Regions from separate parts of the Homo sapiens genome. Here region 1 is linked to region 2. The links are chromatin loops, found by intact Hi-C in ENCODE. Cell type or tissue: right lobe of liver. All regions are shown on one strand. Each heading gives the region's core, and the rest is flanking DNA. Links, peaks and the distances in the headings are about the cores only.

The links. Peaks named below come from ENCODE experiments on the same cell type or tissue, not always from the same donor. Only the 100,000 strongest peaks of a DNase experiment are listed, where the experiment ranks them.
Region 1: a loop joins it to region 2, with 5 times the contacts of the local background. A loop is called at or near these places in 105 of 110 quality-filtered maps.

The regions. Positions count from the first base shown.
Region 1 is chr6:31,392,778-31,401,656 of GRCh38, reverse strand. It overlaps MICA-AS1 (MICA antisense RNA 1), which reads left to right and starts at 1,187. Exons shown (of 2, transcript NR_148222.1): 1 at 1,187-1,603; 2 at 6,440-7,368. It also overlaps a transcript of MICA not described here. RefSeq lists an enhancer at 1,006-1,872. In right lobe of liver, for the core only: CTCF peaks have their summits at 1,919 and 4,553 (motif pointing left); DNase peaks (open chromatin) are centred at 966, 1,636, 2,216 and 4,546; H3K4me3 peaks cover 2,317 bases; H3K27ac peaks cover 2,364 bases.
Region 2 is chr6:31,436,232-31,445,110 of GRCh38, reverse strand. It overlaps LINC01149 (long intergenic non-protein coding RNA 1149), which reads right to left and starts at 3,444. Exons shown (of 2, transcript NR_144465.1): 1 at 2,800-3,444. In right lobe of liver, for the core only: CTCF peaks have their summits at 2,368 (motif pointing right) and 3,323 (motif pointing right); a DNase peak (open chromatin) is centred at 3,320; H3K4me3 peaks cover 308 bases.

The sequences.
Region 1 (8,879 bases), core at 283-8,282, 43 kb after region 2:
GAGGAGTCTTGCTGTGTCACTCAGTTGGAATGCAGTGGCATGATTATAGCTCACTGCAGCCTTGAATGCCTGGGCTCAAGCAATCCTCCCACCACAGCCTCTTGAGTAGCTGGGACTACAGGCGAGTGCCACCACACCCAGCTGTCATCTACCATCTTCTACCCTATGAACCCTCCAAGATCAGGAAATGTGTCCGTTTCTTCTTTGTCAGCCTCACAAACTTTTTTTTTAAGTTCAACTATCCCTGTCATTACTAACTATTCCCCCATGATCCCTAGCCTACACTTTTCTGTGGATGAAAATGTAATGTATTCGAGAATTTTAACAATTTCTTAGTTTTCCCATTCACATTCACTGATAATTTATTTTGATCCTCATAATTTATTGAGCACAGCAGGGACCGGGGTCCTTTCCCCACCTTAGAGAGATTATTTTCACTGCTAAAGATCATAAGCCTAGTGAGAGACTGGGAGGGAGATGGACCTAGCTCTCCTGACACAGGTCCCAAGCCCTTACCTCCACGGTGTCTACCCTCCCTCCAGGACTTCCTCCGTGTGCCAGCTCCAGCAAAGGATCTGATTCAGCTCGCCCCCAAAAAAGACTTTTAATAGTTCAATAACAATAATGAATATGCAAGGTTTGTTCTAAGGCATTTAGAAATGGTTTCAGGGAGTCATGAAGCCAGTCCTCTCTTGGGCTAGGGGAGGCCGAGATGGTCTTGAGCTCCAGGGGACTTGTTTCTTAGTGCCCAGGCCTGGGCGCCCCTCCCCCACCAAGCCTCCCAGGTCTTCTGTCCAAAGCCCTCCCCCTCCACCCCACCTCCAACCCCGTCTGCTCTACCCCATCAACTACGTTTTCTCCCTCAGCACTTGCCTTATACCCCATGCACTCACGAGCACAGAGGCGACTTCCCTCTCTCAGACTTTAGGCGCCACTGCAGGGTCCGGAAAAGAAAGAGAAACGGCCCAGCGCGGTCGCTTACATAACCCAGGGCGGGGCTCCGCTCCGCCCCCGAAAGTTTTTGCGACGGAGTTTTCCCTCTTGTTGCCCAGGCTGAAGTGCAATGGCGCGATCTCGGCTCACCGCAACCTCCGCCTCCAAGGTTTAAGCGATTCTCCTGCCTCAGCCTCCCGACTAGCTGGGATTACAGGCATTCACCACCAAGCCCGTCTAATTTTATATTTTTAGTAGAGACGGGATTTCCCCATGTTGGTCAGGTTGGTCTCGAGCTCCCGACCTCAGGTGATCGCCCGCCTCGACCTCCCAAAGTGCTGGGATTACAGGCGTGAACCACCGTGCCCGGCCTTGGCCGCATGTGTTTTGAATTTTGCTGCCCGGAATTCACTGCGAGGACTGGGATCACCCGTCACCCCGCCCTGGTCTACGGAAAATGAAATGTGTTTACTGATATAGAAACGGAATAACGGCGCTGTGGGCTGGGGAGGGCCGAGCTGCCTTCAGGCTTCTGGTCTCCAGCTGCAGGGCACTCACACCTGCCCGTTATGAAAATGCAGACCCGCAGGGCAGGAATTCCGAGTCCGGGCTGGAGCGTGATCTGGAATCCGGCTCTCTTGAAACAGCACCGCGGAGGATTCGGATCCGGGTGAGTAGGAAACTGCGCCTCAGCCCCTCCCACGGGCCGCCCACGTATTCCAGGATCCGAAAACGCTTCCTGCTGCTCCGTCACCCCAGGAAGGCAGCGTCCGCCTCTGGGCGGTTCTGATGGAAACCGGCTGCGCCGCCCGCAGGAAAACCCACAACTAAGGGGCCAGGAAAAAGCCTCTTAGGGTCCCGCCACTTCAGTGAGGATCCTAATTTACACCCTTAGTTTGGCCTCCATGAAAGACTGGAGTGACCTTCACTGAAATGATACAAGGGGCCCAGGGAGCTGCGGCGCTCAGAATGCGGTGACAGCGCCGCCTCGCGTCCCTTCCCTGACCTGCTCCCGGCGGACGCGGAGAAGTTTGTTGGCCTGGAGGCTGGAATATACCGGGGATCAAATGCAGAGAATGGAGAAAAGAGGGAAGGATGGGGGGACGTGTTGAAGAAATGAGGGAAGAGATAGGAAGAAAAGGGGAGAGAAAAAGTAAAGGAGAGTTTTTTTGTTTTTTGTTTTTTTTTTTTGAGACGGAGTCTTGCTCTGTCGCCCAGGCTGGAGTGCAGTGGCGCGATCTTGGCTCACTGCAAGCTCCGCCTCCCGGGTTCAGGGCATTCTGCTGCCTCAGCCTCTGGAGTAGCTGGGACTACAGGCTCCTGCCACCACGCCCGACTAATTTTTTGTATTTTTAGTAGAGACGGGGTTTCACTGTGTTAGCCAGGATGGTCTCGATCTCCTGACCTCGTGATCTGCCTGCCTTGGCCTCTCAAAGTGCTGGGATTACAGGCGTGAGCCACCGCACCCGGCCGGAGAGAGAAAATTTAAAAGACGTAGTTTCATTATTTCTTTTATTTTTGCCCTTTATCTAGTTTTACTTATGAACATTTTTACCACAAATTTCTCTCTCTCTAAATCTGTAAATATGCTGCTATTATTGTTATTTCAGAGCCTGTGAGGGTAAGTTGCAGACAGCATGACCCTCTACCTCCAGATGTGTCAGGGTGTGTCTCCTGGGCACAAGAACAGGGTTTTTGTTTTGTTTTGTTTCACATAAGCAAAGTACAAGTCTCAAAGAGGATAATATTTTTAAATCATCTTATTGGGACATACTTTGCATGCAATAAACTGCATCTATTTAAAATGTTCAACTTGTTGAATTTTAGCTGTTGTACACACCCACATCTCCACTACCACAGTGAAGATAAAGAAGATTTTAATCGTCTCCCAAAGAACAGCTACACGATAAAATTCTATGTTGTCATTAAAAAGAGTAAGAGCAATTTTAAGTATTGCTATGAAAAGATGTGCCCAGCATACTTTTAACCTTTTTTAAAAGGTTAAGGAGGCTGGGCACAGTGGCTCATACCTGTAATCCCAGAACTTTGGGAGGCTATGGCAGGCAGATAACCTGAGGTCAGAAGTTCAAGATCAGCCTGGCCAACATGGTGAAACCCTGTCTCTACTGAAAATGCAAAAATTAGCCGGGCGTGGTGGTGGGTGCCTGTAGTTCCAGCTGTTTGGGAGGCTGAGGCAGGAGAATCGCTTGAATCTGGGAGGTAGAGGTTAGAGTGAGCCGAGATCATGCCACTGCATTCCAGCCTGGGCGAAAATGCCACTAATATCACTTACATAATATTAATATATATTTGAAGTAGGGGAAAACCTGGAAGATTCCTCACCAAAGTTTTGACAGTGACTCCAGAGACTGGGATAACTTTGTGACTTTCATTTCCTCTTAAATGTTGTGCCAGGGTCTGACCGGCAGACCCAGGCTGCACGATGGATGAATAATGTACTCAGACACCGATATTCAGTGAAAGAGTGCACCAGAGGGCCAGGCCACTCACAGAAAGGGTTGTGGCAGCTGCGTGCCCTGACTATCTGGCCCTGTGGGCCTTTATTCAGCACAGATTTAATGACAAAGGCTTTGAGTCAACACACCTGTGGGTAATTAATCTGGTCGCAGTCCCCCGGAGAGAGCAGTCCTACAAATGATCAAAGGTAAACATGCTCTTTAGATAAACTCTCTTACATGTCTTTGTACTTACTCGAAGCTATTAACTCAAGGTAAGGGGATTAGGCTGCTTTCAGCTATAACCCTATCCTGAGGCTTTTGCAAAACTTTCCACCTTCCAAGAAGGTTTGTGTCTATTTCCTATAACTTTATCTTTATAATTATTCCCACCACCTGACCAATCCCCTACAATGTTGGAATTTTATCTTTTAGTGTAAACTTGGATTTGGGTGGATTGCAGTGGTTCATGACTATAATCCCAGCTCTTTGGGAATCGAAGGCAGGAAGATTGCTTAAGCCCAGGAGTTCCAGGCTGCAGTGAGCTATGATTGTGCCATTGCACTCCAGCCTGAGTGACAGGAGGAGACCCTGTCCCCAAAACAGAAAAATAAATAAAATTTTAAAATAATAAAAATTATAAACTTGGATTTATGTGGAGGTTAAGGAAGAGAATATTTCAGTTTGAAAATATGAAGCTAAGCCCCACAACGAAATAGTTACAGAGTTTTAAAAAAGAAAATGTTCATTAAAACCCACCACCAGAAACTCTCTTTCAAGAGGATCCTTCATATTTTCATGGCATTGAATCTTTCTTAAAGTGCATTTGAAAGAGATGTTTTCAGTGGAATAGAGAGATGTGTAACAATATTTACAAAAGCGGTTGGCTGTAATAAAAAGGAAAACGCAAATGAGTGGGGACACAGGGGACCCTGTTCCATTTATTCTCAAAGCACGTTTGAAAACTGCGTTGCCATAGCGTCCTTGGGTAGAGGCAAAGTCGAGGCAGATCTTGTTCCTGGAGTATTGATTTGATTTTGGAAACGGTCCAAGGCTTTCAGAAATCAGGCTGACTTTCAGATCTAAAGTCTCAAGAATATTCGTTCTAGCAGTGAGCCTGTGAGAATCTAGCCCATCTGGGCGATGCACGCTCTGCTTCCACCTAGTGGCAGTGATTGGAAGGACAGGGCACAGTGTTACTGCATGGGTGGGGCTGAAGCCAAGGTGAAACCGCCTTTGCAAAATTATAACTAAGGAAATGATGACAGTGAAAGACATCAAACCTAACTGACCCCATCTTGCTTCCAACCGCTAAACTGCCCTTCTTCATTTCTAGGCGTAGGCTGAACTAGCCTTGGGAAGGAATTTAGTTTATAGTTTAAAGGGAAACTGTTCTTGTAAAACGAAGAAAGGCCACCGGCCATTAAGTTAGGATGAGAGGGGCTGGAATTCTGAATATTACCAGCCATTATTCCAGAGGTCATAAGATTTGCAACTTCTCCAGTTACTCTTGAAGGTAACATCACTATTGTGAACCTCAGAGTGGCCTTTTGAGATGTCTTTTCAGGTTTTTGTATTTTTAACAGCTGGAGGGCCCCATCTGGACCTGCCAACCAGTCCTGTGGCCCCCACGTTCAGGAACTGACTCAGCCTAAGAGAATGGCCTCCACTCACTATGATTTCATACCGGAGCCAACCAGTCAGCACTCCCGATTCACTGGCCCCCCTATCCACCAAATTATCCTTAAAAACTGATGAGAGTTTTTGGGGAGACTGATTTGAGTAATAAAACTCTGGTCTCCCGCACAGCTGGCTCTGCATGAATTACTCTTTCTCTGTTGCAATTCTCCTGTCTTGATAAATCGGCTTCGTCTAGGTAGCCGGCAAGATGAACCCACTTGGTGGTTACAAAGGGAGTCCAGGCCAGTGTGCATTACTGTAGTGGGGTCCAGGTAGCGGAGGAAAGGCGAGGACACTCAGGGAATAAATGGCAGAGGAAGAAGGAGCACAAGGGAGGACCCAAACCCTCCAGACCTCTCCTTCCTTCTCTCCCTGTTAGGGTTGGAGGGAACCAGCGTGGTCCCAGGAGGGGTGGCTGGTGGGGTGCAGAAAACGCCCTGGTTGCAAAGGGGCCTCACGTGCCCGACACAAGGGTCCTGGCTGTTAGCTGCTACTCATGAGTTCAAACTAGGAGGAGGCTCACATGTGTCCTTTGCAAAGTAGACTCCTTATCTCCCACTCCGGCTGGTTTCCCAAATCCATCCTGATAAAGCAGAAAAACCAAGAGCCAAATTCTGCGGGTGACCTTTCTGACAGCTGGAAGGTCCTCCCCATCCCCATTCCTTGCGTGCTCTCCTCTTGTCCTGCCCCCTCTGCTTTGTCTCCACTTCCTCATCCTTTTCCCTCTCTGGACCCTGCTCCTGAGTATCTCCCACCTTCTTCAGACAACTTCTCCTCATGAAGTACAGAGTCCCCCACCTCCAGGAAAAAGAGACAAAGACCACGAGAAGGACCTGAGAAACGCCTGTGACCCCGCCCCTGAGTCCAGCCTCTCCCTCAGCGCTGGCTCTGGCTGTGTGTGTGTGTATGTATTTTTGTTTTGTTTGTTTGTTTTTGAGACAGGGTCTCACTCTGACAGTCTGCAGTGTCCTGATCACAGCTTACTGCAGGCTCCAACTCCTGGACTCAGGCAATCCTCCCACCTCAGCTTCTCGAGTAGCTGGGACTACAGACTGGAGCCACCACACCCAGTGTGTGTGTGTGTGTGTGTGTGTGTGTGTTTGTGTATATATATACCCTTTTTTTTTTTTTTTTTTTTTGTAGAGACTGGGTCTTGCTTTGTTACCCATGCTGGTCTTGAACTTCTGGCTTCAAACAATTCTCATGCCTCAGCCTCCCAAAGTGCTGAGATTACAGGCATAAACCACAATGCCTGGCCCCTGTGTGTGTACATACAAAGTCAAAGTGCTAAACCTGGCGCCTAGGAAACATCCCCACCTAGGCATTGCTTGCAACAGTCGGTATTTTGTGCACCTGTGCTTTTATTTCAGGAGCTGGGACAGTTATATTCATCAGAACAGCACGGTGTCAAGGCCCTCACCCCCAGAAAGCTTAGGAGACACTGTTTTATGGAGGAGAGTGAGATTGGAGGAAGCCCTGACTCCAGGTCTCCTGATCCTTCCTACACAAAGCGAAGCTGAAAAAAAGTGCAGGACACTCCATTTCCTCCTGGGACCAGACAGGGAAGCCAGAGCCACCATGGATGTCAAATTCCGGCAAGGAAACACCAGTATAGCAAAATCTCCACATCACATTTTAAAGCTCACACAATGGCTCAAAGAGAACCCACATCAAAAAACCGAATTCCTAGCTCAGGTGAGATCACCAAAGTTGCCTGTGAGGCTTCGTGGAACCTGCAGGTAGAAAGGACATCTTTATTTCGAGCTGCAGCCCAGTTGCTTCTGCGTCTTGGAGCCCCTTGAAAGGACCCTCTCCCTTCAACAGTACATAGGGAGGCCATTTCTGGGGAGAAATGTAGACTGTCCTTAGACTCCTGAGGTTTTTACACTTGCTTGCTGACTCTGTGGACTTTGACTTCATCATTAAACATCTTATAATGATGTAATTTGCTTTGACTGTAAGTGTAGAACAGGACGCTGTTCCTGAATCAGGAAACAAGGGACTGGTGACCTGAACTGCCACCACCCTCCCTGGTGCTCAGATGCAATGAAATCGTGAGGCAACAAATCTATGGCTAGGTAAAGGGTCAACTCCATTTCAGCAAATGTTTCAGATGTTCCTTCCTGCCTAGTAATGTTCCAGCTTTACCCCAGCCTTAATCTTTTAAAATGTATATTTTCCTTAGCGTTGATTTTAAAGTAATTCGTATGTATTTATTACACTGGGTTTGTTGCAGTAAGCCACCTCGAATGTTGCTGTAGAATTAAAGTAAGCAAATAAATGTGTGGTTCTCCAAGGAGTTATTGCTAACACCATCTTAAAAATGTATTAACCCCAAATCCAATCACTTCTCACTCCTCTACTGCCTCCTCCCCAGGGCCATCCTCTCCAAGATAGTAAACCAGAAGGCCTTCCAGCTGGGCTGCCTGCTGACTCTCACACCCGCTGTCCATCACCCACACAATAGTCAGAGTGAGCATTTCAAATGGGAATTAGAGCTCATCCTCGCCTCCGCGTCCCACAGACATGCCAGCCTCTTCCCTTCTTAGCACAGTGAAACCCCAGTCTCTCACTATGTTTTACAGCCCCTCATCCCTCATCACAGGATCCTTCTGGCCACTCTGGCCTCATCCCACCCCTCTCGGCCCAGCTCATTCATCTCCACTAACACTGCTCAATCCTGTCTCAGGCACCTCCCACTGGAACTCCCCAAGTGCACCTGCTCCCCAGGGATCCAAAGGGATCCAAAGGCCCCTCACACCATTCAGGTCTCTGCTCAGACGTCCAGTGTTCAAATTCCCAGGAACATCTTGATCAACAGACTATATCTCCTACCATCCTCACCACCATCAACCTTCTAGCTCAAGCATATTTTCTCCATAACAATTATCACCGGTATTAGAATTGTTTTCATTTGTTTCATTGGTTGTCATGTTCTTCGAGGCAGGGACCTTGTCTAGTCACCACTTGGATTTCCAGCATCTAGAAATCCAAGGACAGAGAAGGGGCTCAATAAATATGGGTTGAGTAAATGGGTGAATATAATTGGTACACTGCTTTTTTTTTTTTTTTTTTTTTTTTTTGAGACAGAGTCTCTCTCTGTCACCCAGGCTGGAGTGCAGTGGCATGATCTCGGCTCACTGCAAGCTCTGCCTCCTGGGTTCACACCATTCTCCTGCCTCAGCCTCCAGAGTAGCTGGGATTACAGGCGTCCGCCACCACGCTTGGCTAATTTTTTGTATTTTTAGTAGAGATGGGGTTTCACTGTGTTAGCCAGAATGGTCTGGATCTCCTGACCTCGTGATCTGCCCGCCTGGGCCTCCCAAAGTGCTGGGATTACAGGCGTGAGCCTCTGCGCCCAGCCGGTACACTGCTTTTGAGAAGTAATTTGATAATATGTATGAGAAGGCTTAAAAATATTCATGCGGCCGGGCATGATGGCTCACGCCTGTAATCCCAGCACTTTGGGAGGCCGAGGCGGGTGGATCATGAGGTCAGGAGTTCGAGACCAGCATGGCCAATATGGTGAAACTCTGTCTCTACTAAAAATACAAAAAGTAGCCAGGTGTGGTGACGTGTGCCTGTAATCCCAGCTACTTAGGAGGTTGAGGAAGGAGAATCTCTTGAACCCAGGAGGTGGAGGTTGCAGTGAGCTGAGATCTCGCCACTGCACTCCATCCTGTGTGACAAAGCGAGATTCCGTCTCAAAAAAAAAAAAAAATTTCATGCCTTTTGACCCAGTAACTTTTATTGAGAAATCTGTGATTTTAAAACAAAATCCAATATATAGAAAGATCTTTAGGTATAAGG
Region 2 (8,879 bases), core at 273-8,272:
TCCAACAAACAAGCAATCAGTTCTGTGATGGACACCAGCTGGGTGTCCTCTAACTGAATTCTGCCACTCTTTCCCTGGAGATAGCATCGCATCCCATGGGTTGAGAGCTCAGTCCCCATGACTGTCCCCCTCCCACTCCTGATGCCAGTCTCAAGCCTCCCACTCCTGATGCCAGTCTCAAGCCATTTTGCCCGTGTTTCTAACTAACTTGCTTTAAATCAGTGTTCCCATAACCCGTTTCTCAGGTTTGATTAATTTGCTAGAATGGCTCACAGAACTCAGGAAAACACTTACATATATTTACCAGTTTATTTAAAAAGATATTTTAAAAGACACAAATAAAGAGCCCCATGAACAGACACATAGGGCAAGGTCAGAAGGGTTTCCAGTGCAGGAGCTTCTGTCCCATGGGGTTGGGATGCGCCACCCTCTCTGGCACATGGCTGAGTTCTTGTTCACCCTCCTGTTAGCTTCCCTGTGTTCAGCTATCCAGAAGCTCTCCAAACCCTGCCCTTTTGGGTTTTGATGGAAGTCATATTTCTTAGGCATGATTCATTAAATCATTGGCCATCAGCTTAACCTTCAGCCTCTCTCCCCTCCCTGCCAATGAAATGATCCTATTTCTAGAAAAATCTGAAGACTCCATCAAAGAACTATTAGATATGATAAGTAAATTCAGTAGAGTTGTGGGATGCAAAATCAACATACAAAAATCAGTATAATGTCTATACATTATTAATGAAGTAGCTGAGAAAGAAATCAAAAAAGCAATTCCATTTACGATAACTAGAAAAAAATGCCTAGGAATAAGTTTATGCAAGGAAGTCAAAGATCTCTTAAAAATAAATCTATACAACACTGATGAAAGAAAGAAGAGGACACAAACAAATGGAAAGATATTCCATGCTCATGAATCAGAAGAATTAATATTAGTAAAATGACCATAGTTCCCAAAGCAATCTAAAGATTCAAGGGAATTCCAACAAAAATACCAAGGTTATTTTTCCACAGAATTAGAAAAAATAATTCTAATATTTCTATGGACCCAAAACATTTTTAAAAAGTCCAAATAGCCAAAGAAATCCTGAGCAAAAAGAACAAAGCTAGGGCCATCACACTACTTGACTTTAAAATACATTACAAGGCTATAGTATCCAAAACAGAATGGTATTGATATAAAAACAGACATGCCAATCAATGGAACATAATAGAGAATGCAGAAATAAATCCATATATTTACAGCCAACTGACTTTTAACAAAGGTGCCAAGAACACACATTTGGGAAAAGGACACCCTCTTCAGTAAAAGGGCTGGGAAAATGGATATCCCGTATGCAGAAGAATGAAATTAGATTCTTATCTCTCACCCTATTAAAAATCAACTCAAGTTGACTTAAATAAAATGAAAGACCTGAAACTATAAAACAACTGGAAGAAAACAGGGGAAACATTCTAGGCCAGTGGTCCGGGCAAAGGTTTTATGGCTAAGACTTCAAAAATATAGAAAACACAAATAAAACCAGACAAATAGGACTATAATAACTAAAAAAGCTTCTGCATAGCAAATAAAACAATTGACAGAGTGAAGAGACAATCTGCTGAACAGGAGAAAACATTTTCAAACAATTTATCTGACAAGGGACTAATATCCAGAATACTATAAGAAACTCAAACAACTCAAGAATTAAAAAACCAAACAATCTTATTAAAAAGTGGGCAAAGGGCATGAATAAATATTTTTCAGAAGAAGAATATAAATGGCCAACAGATACATAAAAAAATGTTCAACATCACTAATCATTAGGGAAATGCAAATCAAAACCACAATGAGATGTCATCTTACCCCAGATAGAATAGCCACAACTGAAAAGACAAAAATAAAATAAATAAAATAAAATAAAATAACAGATGCTGGTGATGTGGAGAAAAGGGAACTCTTGTACGCTGTTGATAGGAATTTAAATTAGTACAGCCACTATAGAAGACAGTATGGAGAGTTTTAAAAAATCTAAAAATAGAACCACTATATTATCCAGCAATTCGGGGGTGGGTTTGGAAAGTGCTGGAGTTCAGGGATCAGGGTTGGCAGAGAGCAGGGCCTGGGGGTGCTTGGGTAGCTGGAGGAGAATGAAGGAGGCAGATGCCTGGGTACCAGGGTATCAAAGTGAGGGAAGTGCGGGGCTGTCCCAAGAGGGCAGGAGACTAACAGAAGAATTCTTGAGACCTGTTGGGAATAGGGAAGGGTGGAACCCTCAGGATCCAGGGCAAGGGGTCAGAATCTTGGGCCAGGCTCATCGCTGAGCTCTTTGTAACCCACCACCATCTTCAGACTCCCAGCTAAGTTGTGCACGTATCCTCCAAGAGCATCTCCTTGGCTGCCAGCAGAGGGACCTGCTCTCTGCCTGTGACCCTGTGGCCACTGGGCCTGGCAAGGTAGCTCCTGCTGTCAAAGACAATGAAGAGGCAGCCATCCAGCAAGCCGAGTGCTGTGACCCCAGGCTTCCCGGGGCTGGACTCTGCTAGGACAGTAAGGCCCGAGCACAGAAAGTGGGGCCCTCAACCTACCAGGGCTGGGCCCCTTAGCCCCTGTCCTTCACTCTCTTTTCTTCAGGATCCTAGGAACTCCCTCCTGCTTTACACACACCTACACACACACACACACACACACACACACACACACACCCCTTCTAAAGAAACACTTCCCACTTTTCTCTCCTCCCTGACTCCTTTCACCCTCCTCCTTTTTCCTCCTCCTCTTCCTCCCCCCCCCTTATAAAGAAAAAGGTTTAATTGACCTACAGTTCCAGTGTTTGGTATGATTCCTTCTTCTCTTATGATCCATTTCATCTCCCTTCTGCTCTCTGGAGCCTCCCTCCTTCCTGGACCGAGGCCCCAAGGTTGGAGCTCACAGACTGATTCCTGGGATGAGCAGCCTCCACCTGCAGGAGCAGTGGCAGGAACAAGGGAGGGGACAGGAGGCCAAGGTCCCATCCTGGAGGCTGGGGGACTGGGTCGTGCATTAGCAAGGGTTTGGGGTTGAGTCAGCTCCAGACCTGATCCTGCTGTTTTGGTCTGGAGGCCTCCCTCTGCCCTGAGACAAAAGTCCAGTCAATCAGTTGTGGGAGAAAACGTTCATATCAACATGGATTTTGGGAAGCTGGATGAACTCAGAGCCTGACACGAGACCGGGAGACTCTCTTCTGTGCAGAGTCCCGTCCAGGTGCGGGGAACAGGGGGAGAGCCTGGGACGTCCTGGCTGGGGAGAAAGGGGAGCGGGGTCCTCTGTCTTCAGTCCTGTGGCCACACGGGGGCGCCGCCACAGTGCTCTCGGATTCTGACTGAGCGCTTTCGGGGACCAGGCTGCGGGCTGAGTGGGGCAGACGGGGCTGATCCTGAGGTCATCCACGCCAGGATGGAGGCGTCTCCTGAGCAGCCCTGGAATCCACAGGACTCAGGCTAGATTTGCTTGTCCTGCAACGTGAGGCAATTGTGAAGTAACAAGGTCTGGCTCTAGAATTCTTATGGCGAATACGGCTGTCATAAAATCCAACCAGAATGAGAGTCCAGCGCCTGAGTTGACTGTCCTGGGCACACCCGGCTTTGACGGGGTTGCCAAAAACTTAACTTTGGCACTCACAGAAATTTCAATGATTGTGGAAAACTCCGAATAAGTGTGTACGATTTCATTTCTGATGTCTCTGGCGCTTTTGAAAGGCCAGAAAGAGCCATGCAAAGAGGCTGAAAGCCTCCTCTGGGAATTCTCAAATCCCTTTTCATAGCAGTAAATTGTACCTAGAGAGCCAAGACTGAAGGACATAGAGAGAAGGATCTGGAGACGGAGCCGTCTTTTCTGAGCAGCACGGACGGGGCTGTCAGGGCGCTTTTCCCCTCTGTGTTCAGCAGGATGGACTCTGCAGTGAGGCGCAGCCCCTGTCTCCCGGGAGCCTCAGGGCCACACATCCTCCCGATGCCCCATGTCAGGAGCATCTTTTTCCTTATCTTGTTTTTCACGACTCCTTTCCTTTTTCTGTCCTGTGGCTACTAATACAACAGACAGACAAGATCTTATAAGACCAGATAAAAGATGTCACTGATGATGGCTAAGACATGATTATGAAGGAACAGTGGAAGATACAGACAGAGCAAGAGAAAGAGACAAAACACAGAGAAAGAACAGAAATAGAAAAACACAGAAAAAGAATATCCATCCATCTATCCATGCTTCTGTCTACCTATCTACCTCCTTGCAAGGTAGGTACATCAACACTTTTTTTTTTTTGAGATGGAGTCTCGCTCTGTCACCCAGGCTGGAGTGCAGTGGCATGATCTCAGCTCACTGCAATCTCCGCCTCCTGGGTTCAAGCAATTCTCTGCCTCAGCTTCCCAAGTAGCTGGGATTACAGGCGTCTGCCACCATGCCCGGCTAATTTTTGTATTTTTAGTAGAGATGGGGTTTTACCATGTTGGTCAAGCTGGTCTCGTACTCCTGACCTCGTGATCCACCCACCTCGGCCTCCCAAAGTGCTGGGATTACAGGCATGAGCCACCGCGCCCAGCCACATCAACACTTTTAAATTCATGCTCCAATAAAATCACAAGCTTTTTTTTGCTGGCTCACACCTGCCTCCTTCATCCAGCTGACTGATGTATTTGCTGAAGTCTTGCCATGTTCTGCACTGGGTACTGAGCATTGGAGTCTAAACAGGAACAGATCCCTGTGATGCACTCACATGGGGCCCTTTACTGTCCCGTCCCTGGCTGTGAGACATCCTCATCTCCCTGAGGCTCTTCTTTCTGGTTACTGGGAGAAGTTCCCGGCCCGCCTCCCTACTGACACCTGAGAGACTCCAACATCCTGGAACATCACTATCTTCGAATCGAGCACTGATTTTCAGCATTTATCCTGTGTCCACCACTTGAGTACTAAATACCCTTTTGATGATTTTCTCATTTAGAAGCTGCTAGAGAAGGATGCGGTTGTAACTTCAGGCATGTTGTTTAAGAGAAATCTAAAAATTAGGAAAATTCATGGAAAGGGCCTTTTCTGCTTACTTTCAGAACACTTCTTGTTCATCTTCTCATTGAGTTTGATTGCTGGAAAAGTGGCTTCCATATCCCCTGACTTAATGCAAGTAGTGGAAACACCTGCTCAGTGAACAAGTACTTTGGAAAATGCCCTCAGAACTTCACACATCAGAAAAACATGTGTGTCTCCCTGCTCAACCCTGGAGTTGCCAATATGCTACATGTTAATTCCTCACTGACCTTACTCAAGCCCTCTGGAAGAGAATGGTGCTCCTAAAAATGTCCCAGTGGCATGGGACAGCAAATTCCTCTGTGCTCACTGCAAGAAAGCACACAATTCAACTTTTCAATCCCATTGAGTATCTGAAAATGAACTGTATTTTCAATGTATTCCCCTCCAGAGAGTACATTGCAGAGGAAACCTGTTCAAATCCACAAATGATTTTGAGTCAAGAAGCTAAATATGAGGTCCTTCAAGAAAAGTTAAGAGATTCCCTGACCTTAAATTTCATGTTGCACTTATAAGATGGACCTGTTAGCATCTGTCCCCACCTCTGGGTACCCGGCAGAATGTGCTGTCTTTTGGGACTCAGGGAGATAGTCACCCACACCAGGAGCACCAAATAAATCCCTAGGAGGGACTCCATGGTCCACCCAGGAGCCTCCTCAAGCAACTTCTTCCCCCAAATAACCTTGAAGTCCTAGAAATCAACTAAGAAAAAAGATATCCATGTCTTTGATTTAAAAAAAATAATGAAATGCCAACAGTCCAGCACCCAATAGGGAAGCTATGAGACTACATTTTCTGCATGTGGAGAAGACACATCTAATGGAGAAATGGGAAACTGCTTCAAAAGTGTTGGGCCACAGTGAGAGAATGTGGTTGTCACCACCACCACCCACTGCCCACTCACTCAGTAACCCCTCCCCATTTTAACAAACACACCAATGATGAGAAACACTTTGTACCTTCCTCTACTGTAATAAGCCTATTATCATGTCATCTCCTGTGGTTGATTTTTTCACTTAAGGATGACCTCTGGGCTTGTGATGGGAGAGGTTGCTGTGAAAGTCTCTGACATTCCCTGGAGATATTTTCCCCATTGTCATGGTGATTGACATTGAGCTCCCCCTTACTGATGCAAATTTCTGCAGTGGGCTTGAATTTCTCTCCAGAAAATGGGTTTTTATTTTCTATTGCATCATCAGGATGCGAATTTTTCAAACTTTTATGCTCTGCTTCCTCTTGAACACTTTGCTGCTTAGAAATTTCTTCTGGCAGATACACTAAATCATCTCTCTCAAGTTCAAAGTTCCACATATCTCTAGGGCAGGGGAAAAATGCTGCCAGTCTCATTGCTAAAGCGTAGCAAGAATCACCTTTATTCCAGCTCCCAACAAGTTTCTCATCTCCATCTGAGGCCACCTCAGCCTGGACTTCATTGTCCATATTACTATCAGCATTTTGGTCAAAACCATTCAACAAGTCTCTAGGAAGTTTCAAGCTTTCCCATATCTTCCTGTCTTCGGAGCCCTCTGAGTCTCTAGGAAGTTCCAAACTTTCCCACATGTTCATGTCTTCTTCTGAGCCCTCTAACCTGTCCCAACCTCTGCTTGTTACCCAGTTCCAAAGTCACTTCCACATTCCTGGGTATCTTTATAGTAGCACCCCACTCCTGGTACTAATTTACTGTATTAGTCCATTCTCACACTGCTATGAAGAAATACCTGAGGCTGGGTAATTTATAAACAACAGAGGTTTAATTGACTTACAGTTCCGCATTGCTGGGGAGGCCTTAGGAAACTTATAATCATGGCAGAAGGCACCTTGTCACATGGCAGCAGAAGAGAGAATTAGTGTAATCAGGGGAAATGTCAGATGCTTATAAAAGCATCAGATTTCATGAGAGTCACTCTATCATGAGAACAGCATGGGGGATCTGCCCCCATGATTCAATTAACTCCCACTACATTTCTCCCATGACACATGGGAATTATGGGAACTACAATTCAAGATGAGATTTGGGTGGGAACACAGCCAAACCATATCATTAATGCATTATGAAAGTCAAATTTATACATTCTAGATGCTTTGTGAGGCTGTCTAGAAAGCAGTTTGGAGACAATTCCTATAGGAAAAAATCAAATAATCTCTCCAAGATGATATTGCATTTAGAATTTCATGTTTGTCATTATTAAAATGGGGCCACCCAACTCAATTATCTAGAAAACTAAGTGTAGGTGAATTATGCTGGATACATTTAGCCATCACTCTTCAACAACACTATGAAATGGAAAAAACAAGGTATTAAGGCAACAACCTGCATGATGAATAAAATAGTACCTCACATCTCAATGCTAATGTTGAATGTCAATAATCTAAATGCTCCACTTAAAAGATACAGATTGGCAGAATGGGTAAAAATCCACCAATCGAGTATCTGCTGTCTTCAAGAGAATGCCTAACACATAAGGACTCACATAAACTGAAGGTAAAGGGGTGGAAATATTTCATGCAAATGGAAGCCAAAAGTGAGCAGGAGTAGCTATTGTTATATCAGACAAAACAGCCTTTAAAGCAACAACAGTTTAAAAAAAAAAAGACAAAGAGGAACACTATATAATGACAAAAGGATTAGTCTAACAGGAAAGTATCACAATCCTTAATATATATGCACCTAACACTAGGGGTTCCAAATTTATAAAACAATTATTACTGGATCTAATAAATGAGATAGGTGGCAACACAATAATAGTGGGGGACTTCAATACTTCACTGACAGCACTAGACAGGTCATCAAGAAAGTCAACAAAGACAAAATGGACTTAAACTATACCCTAGAACAAATGGACTTAACAGATATTTACAGAACATTCTACCCAACAACTGCAGAATATACATTTTTGTCATTATCACATGGAACATTCTCCAAGGTAGACCATATGATAGGTCACAAAGTAAGTCTCAATACATTTAAGAAAATCAAAATTATATCAAGTACTCTCTCAGACCACAGTGGACTGAAACTGGAAATTAACTCCAAAGGAACCCTCAAAACTGTGTGAATACATGGAAATTAAATAACTTGCTCTTCAATGATCTTTGAGTCAACATTAAAATCAAGATGGAAATTTAAAAATTCTTTGAACTGAATGATAATAGTGACACAACCTATTAAAACCCTGGAATACAGCAAAAGAAGTACTAAGACGAAAGTTCATAGCATTAAATGCCTACATGAAAATGTCTGAAAGAGCACAAAAAGACAATCTAAGGTCAAACCTCAAGGAACTAGAGAAACAAGAACAAACCAAACTCAAACCCAGCATAAGAAATAAAATAACAAAGATCTGAGCAGAACTAAATAAAATTGAAGCATGAAAAATGATAAATGAAACAAAAAGCTGGTTCTTTGAAAAGATAAGCAATTGATAGACCATTAGTGAAATTAACCAAGAGAAGAAAAGACCCAAACGAGCTGAAGTAGAAATGAAACAGGATATATTACAACTGATACCACAGAAATTCAAGGCTACCATGAATACCTTTACACACACAAACTAGAAAATCTAGAATAGATTGATATTGATAAATTCCTGGAAATATACAACCCTCCAGATTAAATCAGGAAAAAACAGAAACTGAACAGACCAATAACAAGTAGCAAGATTGAAAGAGCAATAAAAAAAAATTGCCAACCAAAAAAAGTCCAGGACCAGATGAATTCACAGCTGAATTCCATCAGACATTCAAAGAAGAATTGGTCTCAATCTTACTGAAACTATTTCAAAAGGTAAAGACGGCATCCTCCCTAAATCATTCTATGAAGCCAAAAGCAGGAAAAGACATAACC